Linked DNA regions of Homo sapiens: region 2 is linked to region 1. Evidence: read pairs that join two places in POLR2A ChIA-PET (ENCODE). Cell type or tissue: MCF 10A. All regions are shown on one strand. Each heading gives the region's core, and the rest is flanking DNA. Links, peaks and the distances in the headings are about the cores only. Region 1 overlaps LIMA1 (LIM domain and actin binding 1). Region 2 has its middle 30 kb from the start of LIMA1.

Evidence for each region. ChIA-PET counts read pairs that join two places held together with the same protein. Peaks named below come from ENCODE experiments on the same cell type or tissue, not always from the same donor. Only the 100,000 strongest peaks of a DNase experiment are listed, where the experiment ranks them.
Region 2: POLR2A ChIA-PET joins it to region 1 with 24 read pairs; 11 of 35 experiments call an interaction of 5 or more read pairs at or near these places.

Annotation. Positions count from the first base shown.
Region 1 is chr12:50,217,251-50,222,628 of GRCh38, forward strand. It overlaps LIMA1 (LIM domain and actin binding 1), which reads right to left. Exons shown (of 11, transcript NM_016357.5): 4 at 4,771-5,235. Among named protein-coding and RNA genes, the nearest start is that of MIR1293, 14 kb to the right of the region's middle. RefSeq lists enhancers at 954-2,153, 4,634-5,378, 5,325-5,378. In MCF 10A, for the core only: no CTCF peak of the experiment used is centred there; DNase peaks (open chromatin) are centred at 1,341, 3,301 and 4,151.
Region 2 is chr12:50,311,167-50,316,544 of GRCh38, forward strand. No RefSeq gene overlaps it. Among named protein-coding and RNA genes, the nearest start is that of LIMA1, 30 kb to the left of the region's middle. In MCF 10A, for the core only: a CTCF peak has its summit at 3,675; a DNase peak (open chromatin) is centred at 2,295.

The DNA.
Region 1 (5,378 bases), core at 214-5,213:
ACAGGTGTATTCCCTTCAGAAAAATCAAAGCTAGAATGTTTAGCTATTAAAGTGTTTCTCTCCAGACTGAGATCAAGTGACTTCACTGCAGTGGCTCAAGAGTGGCTGACTCCCTCCTTCCAAATCAGCCCATCATAGAACACCTATTGCTAAATAGCAAAAGCCAGAGGCTTAGACTGGATCCCTCATAATTGGAGACTTCAAAGTGTTCAGAACTTCAAGCCTGGCCTTTGAAGTAAAATCTTTTTTTTTTTTTTAAGTACAATTGCAATTTTTTTATTTTTCTCCAGAGGCTAGTTTTTCTTCAGTCCTTAAGAACTCTGCTCCTTATATGGGCTTCGGTGGCAGTCATGGGGCAGCACCGCAGGTCTACAGTGGGGTGGAGGTGTTCGGTCCTTGCGGGCTTCATGACCTTGATTTCTGGCGGTCGTGGGGCAGCACCCGCAGGTCTACAGTGGGGGGAAGGTGTTCGATCCTTGTGGGCTTCATGACCTTGATTCCTGACTACCGTGCTGTGAATGGCACAACTCACACAGTAATGTAGCTTCACATCCAGCCTGGGAAGTACACAGGCATCTAGGACGCTCACTTCAGAAATATCGCTGACTGCCGCAGCCTCTACATTTCAAGCATTTCAAGTGATGAATTTCTTTTCTTTTTTTTTTTTTTTTTTTGAGACGGAGTCTCACTCTTGCCCAGGCTGGAGTGCAGTGGCGTGATCTCGGCTCACTGCAAGCTCTGCCTCCCGGGTTCACGCCATTCTCCTGCCTCAGCCTCCCGAGTAGCTGGGACTACAGGCGCCCGCCACCACGCCCAACTAATTTTTTTGTGTTTTTAGTAGAGACAGGGTTTCACCGTGTTAGCCAGGATGGTCTCAATCTCCTGACTTCGTGATCCGCCCGCCTCAGCCTCCCAAAGTGCTGGGATTACAGGCGTGAGCCACCGCGCCCGGCCTATGATGAATTTCTTAATAAGCCTTGTCATTGGGCACACAATGGGCACAGTTTATGCAGCAAATTGGCTGCAGTGAATAGCGTACACCTGGTTGCGGCCCTCTTTGGTGTGACCATTGTTTCTTCTTTTCTTTGTCATCTTGGAGGTACAGGCCCAAGAAAGATGAAGTAAAAATCTTAATTTGAGGGTGACTAAATGAGTGCTTCAAGACCACTTACCCCAAATCCACATTCTGCAAGACAGTTCAAGAAAAAAGGCAAAGTAGCCGTCTACCTCAAGGCTATGGGCTCCACAGTACTTAGCACAGCTGTACCCAAATGTAAACACTTCCCATGGCGTGCTTCTTCCCTGTCTCCCAGGTTAGTCACAATGATGCCAAGGTGCTCTGTCATTGACATTCTCATCCTTTAAGAATTTCAGGCTGGGTGTGGTGGCTCATGCCTGTAATTTCACCAGCTTGGGAGGCCAAGGCAGGAGGATCACTTGAGCCCAGGAGTTTAAGAACAGTCTGGGCAACATAGCGAAACGCTGTCTCCATAAAAAATTTTAAAAATTAGCTGAGAGTGGTGGTACACACCTGTGGCCCCAGCTATTTGGGAGGCTGAGGCAGAGGGGTCAAGGCTGCAGTGAGCCATAACTGTACCACTGTACTCCTCCAGCCTGGGCAACAGAGTTAAGACCCTATCTCCATAAAAAAAAAAAAAACAAAAACAAAAAAAAAACGCATTTCAAACAATAACAGCAGTTTAATTCTTCCTTTGGAATCTAGGTAAAACTGGTCTTCTCTATAAAGTCTACTATGTTCTGGTCTCATTTCAAAAAGTATAAACACACTGAAGTTAAAACGTGAAATATTAAGAATAAAAGATTCAAAAAGTAGCAGTTGGGGGATGAGTATTCCAAGGTTTGAGTATAAGATTGGCTGTGAGACTATACAGGTAGGTTGAGCTCAGACTATAGAATACCTGACAGAACTGTTAAAAATAATCTAGACTGAGACTGGGCGTGGTGGCTCATGCCTGTAATCCCAGCTCTTTGGGAGGCTTGAGGCAGGCAGATCACCTGAGGTCAGGAGTTCAAGACCAGCCTGACCAATATGATGAAACTCCGTCTCTACTAAACATACAAAAATTAGCTGGGCGTGGTGGCGGGCGCCTATAATCCCAGCTATTTGGGAGGCTGAGGCAGGAGAATTACTTGAACCTGGGAGATGGAGGTTGCAGTGAGCCGAGATCGCACCAATACACTCCAGCCTGAGTAACAGTGAGAGATTCTGTCTCAAAAATAAATAAATAAATAAATAAATATAATCTAGACTGTTTTCAGTATGGACAATGATGCTTATTTACAAACAGCAATAAAACCAAGGGTGGCTGTGTTTTCCACTCCCTAAGCAGTCCATTAAGTGACAAATCAGGAAATTAAAAATGGCACACACAAAAAGCAATGAAACCTAGAAGCCCAGGTGAATCTTATGTCTCTTCCATCTTCTTGTTTTTAAGGGACAGGGATCTTACTGTGTTGCCCAGGCTGGAGTGCAGTGGCGATCATGGCTCACTGCAACCTCAAACTCTCATGCTCAAGCAATCTTCTGCCTCAGCCTCCTAAGTAGCTGGGACTATCAATGCATACTACCACACCTGGCTAATTTTTAAATTTTTAGTAGAGACGAGGTCTGGCTATGTTGCCCAGGCTGGTCTCAAACTCCTGGGCACAAGCAATCCTCCTGCCTTGGGCCTCCCTAAATTCTCATTACAGATGTAAGCCACCGTGCCCAGCCTCTTCCATCTTCCTATACCTTTAGCAATCAATCTGGTGGCCCAGTGCTATCAGCCATCTAGTAGGATCTTTATTTTTATTTTTATATATTTTTTGAGACAGAGTCTCACTCTGTTGCCCAGGCTGGAGTGCAGTGGCATGATCTCGGCTCACTGCATCCTCCACCTCCCAGGTTCAAGTGATTCTCCTGCCTCAGCCTCCCAAGTAGCTGTGACTACCAGCAACGCCACCATGCCTGGCTAATTTTTGTATTTTTAGTGGAGACGGGGTTTCACCATGTTGGCCAGGCTGGTCTCGAACTCCTGGCCACAAGTGATCCCCCAACCTCTGCCTCCCAAAATGCTGGGATTACAGGCTTGAGCCACCACGCCCGGACTAGTAAGATCTTATATGGAAAGTTTTTCTCCTCTCCAAGCAGCCTTAGGGAGATAGGCTTGTTCTGACCCATATCTCACTAGATATTTATGAGAAAAAGTGTCTCACCATATCCTTACACATAATCAGCATTTTTGTCTGCTACAGTCCCAGTCATTTCCTACCTTTGGCCAGTTTCAACATGCAGCAGCCTTTTGCACTGAATCTACATTGTGTGTACTGGCATGACATCAGCTGTCCTGTTCCTAGCAGGGTCTGGGAGGAGGAGACTTACAATGGTGCTTTGAGTCACAACAAAACCCCTTCCTCTCTATTTAGGATTTCTGACATTTTTTCCTTCCACTTAAAATTCTTCTTCCCATTTAAATAAAACAAATTTTTAAATTAAAACCATAAAGGGGAAAGAAGGAGTTGGCAGGACTAAAGGTCTAAAAACTTGAGAGGGAAGAGAGTTAAGAAACGTTATAAAACTGCTTTGTGGTTACATCTCTTGCCAACTGGTTTCACTGTTAAAGTAGAGCTAAAGCTCATGCACAGAGAAGTGTTGTAGCTTTACACATCGTCAAAAACTCGCACAACTTCAAACATGACCCGCAAACATTCAAGAACTTTTCTAATTCTAAGTAGAAAAGTGACTGGCACTGCAAGTCATGGGAAGGGATTGACAATATCACATCTAATATAACTGAAGACTACAGGATGAGTTATTTTTTATCTCAGAAAGAATGCTTAATATTATTATATTACTTTCCAAACATAGGGACTTGGGCCAAATATTTAGCTTAAAAAAAATCCAGCTTTCCCATCTAGGTGGAATCTAGAGTAACAGATGGTTTTGCTCCCCATCAGGTCTGTTTATTTCATTATAACGACTGTTGTAACGAACCATCCCCATGTACAAAGCCAGATATATAGGAAAGTATGAGAAAACTGGAAAAATTTACCAGCTCTGTGGCCTCTGGATTGTGTTATAAATCACCAGCATATGTAACTCATTTTCTAGTTAAGTAATTCCCTCTGGGGACGAGGTCTGCAATCCACATGAAGGATCAAATTTCATTAGCAGTTGTAGGAAAACGCAACCCTGTGCATTTGCAAGTCAAAACTCCCGAAAGCTATAGCTAGTCTGGCTATCTTCATTGATTTTGCCTGAGAGAGGATTTTAGCTGATAGAAAACATTTGTTGGAAGGCACAGATGAGGAAGTTGAGAAGAAGAGAAGGGATTCAGCTAGCAGAGACAAGTAAGCCTCAGTCTTAATGTTAAACTCCGGCCTTAACACTCAGTCTGCAGCTGTGTCCAAGCAGAGAGCTATTCAGCAGTAATTCCACCCCCAAAGCTACAAATGATAAAGAACACAGGAAGACAATTTAAAAGGGCAAGTGTACAAAAACACATAATCCAATCGGTATTAAACTCTCTTCATTTCTAGATACCAATTTGAATCCCAGTGTGAACCTGATTTAACATGAAATTGTGTCAGAGACTCACAAATCTTAGCATCTATGTAAATAATGCATTTGAGACTATTAACTTATCTAACTGGAATCAAAAGACATACTGACCACATATTCGCCTCTACTCAAAATAGCTAGATTGGAAAAACAGCTTTGTTTAGTGCTTGAATTGGCTTTCTCAAGTTTCAAACCCGCCCAATTCTTACCTTAGTTTGAGTTGGTTCACCTTTCTCAAACATCATCTTAAGCCTGTTCAGCGGAACATTATATTTCTCTATTTTGCCCGAAGCATCTGTGTTTTCACTGATTTCTGATTTTTCTACTTCATGCCTGGATTCTCCTAGACAATTTTCCATTTTTTTACTTTCTGTTGAGTGGTCTTTAAGATCCTCACCGTCCTTGATGTGGGGATATCGACCCTGAACGAGGGCTTCAGGAGGTGACCTGAGTCTAGATCTGGGGTGGATTTGTTCTTCTTGGTCAGCTTTGGCTCCAGAAGCAGCGTGGCTTGTCACTTCAGCAGGAGGATGGTCTGCTCTGTGCCTAATCTCAGTGCTGCTGTTCCGTAGAGAGTCTGTGTGAGACTCTGCTCCCAGCCCTGGGTTCTCCCACTTCTTCTTTAACACAGTCAGGGTCCCCTTTCTAAAGTGCTGGGAGAGATTTTCGGTGTTCTAGAAGAACAAGAAGTAGATGCCAGTTATAACTTGCCTGCTGAAACATTCAAACATGTTGTTCTTTGTAAAATGAAAGTTAAAACTCCAAGCTGCTCCTGGTCCACTGCTGTTTCAGACAGCTGTGAACAGTTACAGCCTTG
Region 2 (5,378 bases), core at 221-5,220, 94 kb after region 1:
CTTTGGGAGGCTGAGGTGGGTGGATCATGAGGTCAGGAGTTCAAGACCAGCCTGGCCAATATGGTGAAACCCCATCTCTACTAAAAATACAAAAATTAGCCAGGTGTAGTGGCGGGCGCCTGTAGTCCCAGCTACTCAGAAGGCTGAGGCAGAGAATTGCTTGAACCCGGGAGGTGGAGGTTGCAGTGAGCCGAGATCGCAGCACTGCACTCCAGCCTGGGCGACAGAGCAAGACTCCGTCTCAGAAAAAAAAAAAAAGAAAAGAAGAAATGAAAAACTAGCCAGGCATGGTGGCATGGACCTGTGGTCCCAGCTACTTGGGAGGCCGAGGTAGGAGAATCGCTTCAGCCTGGAAGGTTGAGGCGGCAGTGAGCCATGATTCTGCCACTGCACTGTAACCTGGGCAACACAGCAAAACCCTGTCTTAAAAACATAAAGGACTAAAGAATAATAGTTTTCTAGGATATATCTTAGAGTTAACCAATTTGGGTTTATTTTATTTGATGCATGGTTTGCTCTTCCAGTATGTAGAGTCATGTCTTCTCCCACCTCCACCCAAAGTGTTAATTGAATTATAGTTGTAAATATTAATTCTATTCCATTACTTTTGTTTTCTTCTTCATGGCATCCAGAAATACATATGTTGGATCTGGTTTGATTATTTTATCACTTTGTTTTCAATCTTTTTAATCTTTTTAATTTTTCTTGGCCTTTCTTATTTCCACACTCTATATCTCACATTATATATTTGGTCCTTACTATTCTTTTTGTTGATTGAGGTCACATTCTCTGGGACGCAGATTCTAAGACAGAGACATGTACACATTTGGAATCGACAGTTGTGACAAAGTGAAAGGAGGAGGATTGGACAAGAGTAACAGCTGAACTGTAATCAGTGATGTGCTAGTAAATAGTTAACAACTGGCTCTTGGGGGAGGAAAGCTTTGATTTGTAACATTTGACAATTTCCAGTGTATAAATATGTCTTTCTTTTTTTTGAGATGGAGTTTCACTCTTTTGCCCAGGCTAGAGTGAAGTGGCGTGATCTTGGCTCACTGCAACCTCTGCCCCCCACGTTCAAGAGATTCTCTGGCCTCTGCCTCCATACAGGCACCCGCCACCAGGCCCAGCTAATTTTTTTTGTATTTTTAGTAGAGACAGGGTTTCACCATGTTGGCCAGGCTGATCTCAAACTCCTGACCTCAAGTGATCCACCCGCCTCGGCCTCCCAAAGGGCTGGGATTACAGGCGTGAGTCACCGCGCCCAATCAGTGTGTAAATATTTATATCATGGCTAACTGAAAATTGGCAACATGATGTTACTGAACATGGAGCTGGAAAGAAATGCATAGTAGCTAATCCCAGCACTTTGGGAGGCCAAGGCAGGTGGATCACCTGAGCTCAGGAGTTTCAGACCAGCCTGAACAACATGGCGAGACCCTCTCTCTACAAAAAAAATAAAAAAATTTGGCCTGGCGCGGTGGCTCATGCCTGTAATCCCAGCACTTTGGGAGGCCGAGGCAGGCAGATCACTTGAGGTCAGGAGTTTGAGACCAGCCTGGCCAACACGGTGAAACCCCATCTCCATTAAAAATACAAACATTAGCTGGGCGTGATGGTGCCCGTCTGTAATCCCAGCTACTTGGGAGGCTGAGGCAGGAGAATCGCTTGAACCTGGGAGGCAGAGGTTGCAGTGAGCTGAGATTGCGCCACTGCACTCCAGCCTGGGCATCAGAGTGAGACTCCATCTCAAAAAATAAATAAATAAAATTTAAAAAATAAAATAAAATAATTAGCCGGGCATGGTAGTGCCTGCCTATAGTCCCAGCTACTTGGGAGCCTGAGATGGGAGGATTGCTTGAGCCTGGGAGGAGGGGATTGCGTGAGCCATGATTGTGCCACTGCACTCTATCCTGGGCAACAAAGCAAGAACCCATCTCAAAATAAAATAAAATAAAATAAAATAAAAATGCATAGTAGCACCCCTTCAGGTATATATAGACAATCTCTAAAGAACAGATAATAGTACATGTAGTAAAATAATTAGAAAGTAATATGTATTGAGTGTTTATTACCTTGGTTTTGAATATTATTTAGTTTTAAGTATATGTAATTTAAGTTTTAATAATGGCTGTGTTTAACAACCTGCTTGCAAAATTCCTAAAACCGTAACAATTGGTTCTCACAAGCCAGTAGGAGCCAGTTCCAGCACACCGCTGACCATGATGCAGTTGCAATAAAGATCTCAGCCAATCCCGTGGGGAGCTTTCAAGTCAGAATCCCCTGTCAGAGTTGTCTCACCCTGAGGCAAGGGCTTCTATATCTTGGCATGGACCTGTCACTACATGCAGATGGATCTTTGGGACAGGGTGTTGCCTTGGGTGGAGGGATTCCCTTTGAGTCCCAGAGAAGGATTCAGCCACCATTACCAGCAACTTGAAGTATGAGTGCTCCAGTCCCGAAGTGGGTATTTAGGGAACATACCATAGCATCCACTACACTTATGTATCCTGTAGTTTGTCTTGGTTTCTGTTTTGGGATAGTATTTTTTTCTGGTATAGTTTCACCTGTCATAACTTATGATTCTTGTTTCTGTGGGGTTTTGTTCTTACTGTAACTTTGTATGGATACTGAATTTTTTTGTTGGTTTGTTTTCCTTTTTTTTTTTTTTGAGACAGAGTCTTGCTCTGTCACCCAGGCTGGAGTGCAGTGGTGCAATCTCAGCTCACTGCAACCTTCACCTCCCAGGTTCAAGCGATTCTCCTGCCTCAGCCTCCTGAGTAGCTGGGATTACAGGTGTGTGTTGCCACACCAGGATGATTTTTTTGTATTTTTTTGTAGAGATGGAGTTTCAACATGTTGGCCAGGCTGGTCTCAAACTCCTGACCTCAGGTGATCCACTGGCCTCAGCCTCCCAAAGCACTGGGATTAGAGGCGTGAGCCACCACGCCCGGCCGGGATACTGAATTTTGGTTGTGATTATTATTCATATTTGAGTTTATTTATTATTTGTTTATTTCTGAGACAGTCTTGCTCTGTCACCCAGGCTGGAGTGCAGTGGCAGCGATCTTGGCTCACTGCAACCTCCATCTCTCGGTTCAGGCGATTCTCATGCCTCAGCCTCCCAAGTAGCTGGGATTACAGGCACCCGCTACCACACTTGGCTAATTTTGTATTTTTAGTAGAGACAGGGTTTCACCATGTTGGCCAGGCTGGTCTGAAACTCCTGGCCTCAAGTGATCCTCCCACCTGGGCCTCCCAAAGTGCTAGGATTACAGGTGTACGCCACCATGCCTGGCCTCGTATTTGAATATGTTGGATTTTTCTGGACCAGCTTTTTTTTTTTTGAGACAGAGTTTCACTCTTGTTGCCCAGGCTGGAGTGCAATGGTGTGATCTTGGCTCACTGCAACCTCCGCCTCCCGGGTTCAAGGGATTCTCCTGCCTCAGCCTCCCCAGTAGCTGGGATTACAGGCATGCACCACCACGCCCAGCTAATTTTGTATTTTTAGTGGAGATGGGGTTTCTCCATGTTGGTCAGGCTGGTCTCGAACTCCCATCCTCAGGTGATCCCCCCCAACCTCTGCCTCCCAAAGTGCTGGGATTACAAGCTTGAGCCACTGCACCCAGCCTGGACCAGCTTTTAATAGATGGATCTTTAGAAGAGAATGTGTTTTGAGGGTCTTTCCTGGTTTGGTTTTTTAGCTCAAGAGCTCCCTCTCCTGTTGTCATAGTGTGCCTTTCTTGTAGTCAAACTCTCTGATTTTCCTAGTGTTTTTTTCAGTGGGATACTTATTACCAGGAATATTTATTTTATTTTCCAAAGTGCCTCTTTATCCCGAATGACACACTTTCGCAAGACTGCCACTGTTGTTCCTATGAATTCTCCAAGCCTTATGACTCCTGTTGCCAGTGCTGATACGCCAGGTTTCAGACCAGTTCTTGGCTGTTCCCACTAAGGGTCGGGCACCTTTTTCTGGGAGTGAAACTTGTTGATGTTATCAGGTTCCATTAATGTTTAAGACCCTCCATATTCCCTACTCTTTCAAGCAGCTCCAGTGATGTCTACACACTTGTGGGGGTTCTGGCTGGTTTCCAGGGTATTTTTTCCAACTTGTATGTATATTGCGGATTGTAGCAATCTTTTTTGCTGGTCAATATATGTTGTAGGAATTTTTATTTGCTGTCCTTTTTGCTCTGTATAGTTTTTAGGAAGAGATTGGGACGAGTCACCGGAACCCAGAAGGTGTATTTCTTTCTTTCTTTTTTTTTTTTTTTTGAAACTGAGTCTCACTCTGTCACCCAGGCTGGAGTGCAGTGGCACAATCTCGGCTCACTGCCACCTCTCCCTCCCAGATTCAAGCCATTCTCCTGGCTCAGCCTCCCAAGTAGCTGGGATTATAGGCGTGTGACACCACACCCGGCTAATTTTGTGTTTTTAGTAGAGACGGGTTTTCATCATGTTGGCCAGGCTGGTCTGGAACTCCTGATCTCAGGTGATCTGCCTGCCTTGGCTTCCCAAAGTGGTGGGATTACAGGCGTGAGTCACCACACTTGGCCTTTCTATTTAATATGTATAAATAGTATTGTGCTTTAAATATCCTTTTTTCTTTTCCTTTTTTTTTTTTTTTTTTTTTTAAGACAGGGCCTTGCTCTATCACCCAGGCTGGAGTGCATTGGTACAATCATGGCTGACTGCAATCCCCTCTTCACAGGCTCAAGTGATCCTTTCACCTCAGCCTGCCAAATAGCTGGGATTTCAGGCAAGCGCCACCAAGTCCGGCTTAGTTTTTTTATTTTTTGTAAAGACAGGATCTCGCCACGTTATCCAGGCTGGTCTCGAACTCCTGGACTCAAACGGCCTCCCAAAGTGCTGGGATTATAGGCGTGAACCACCGCGCCCAGCCTGTTTTCATTTAGCATTTGTGTTTACATCTGTGCTCCATATGTACACCTAGTTTGTTACTTTTAGTTGTTACATTTCTCTCACAGTTTGCATCCACCTATTTTAGGTACCCATTCTTGGTTGGTTAAAACACTTGGGCTGGCCGGATGCGGTGGCTCACACCTGTAATGCCAGCACTTTGGGAGGCTGAAGTGGGCAGATTACAATGTCAGGAGTTCGAGACCAGCCTGACCAACATGGCGAAACCCTGTCTCTACTAAAAATACAAAAATACAAAAATCCTCCTCACTTGAGGCCAGGAGTTGGTGCACGCCTGTAAACCCAGCTACTCAGGAGGCTGAGGCAGGAGAATCACTTGAACCCAGGAGGCGGAGGTTGCAGTGAGCCAAGATCACGCCACTGCACTCCAGCCTGAGCGACAGAGTGACACTCTGTCTCAAAAAAAAAAAAAAAAGACAACCGGGCACAGTGGC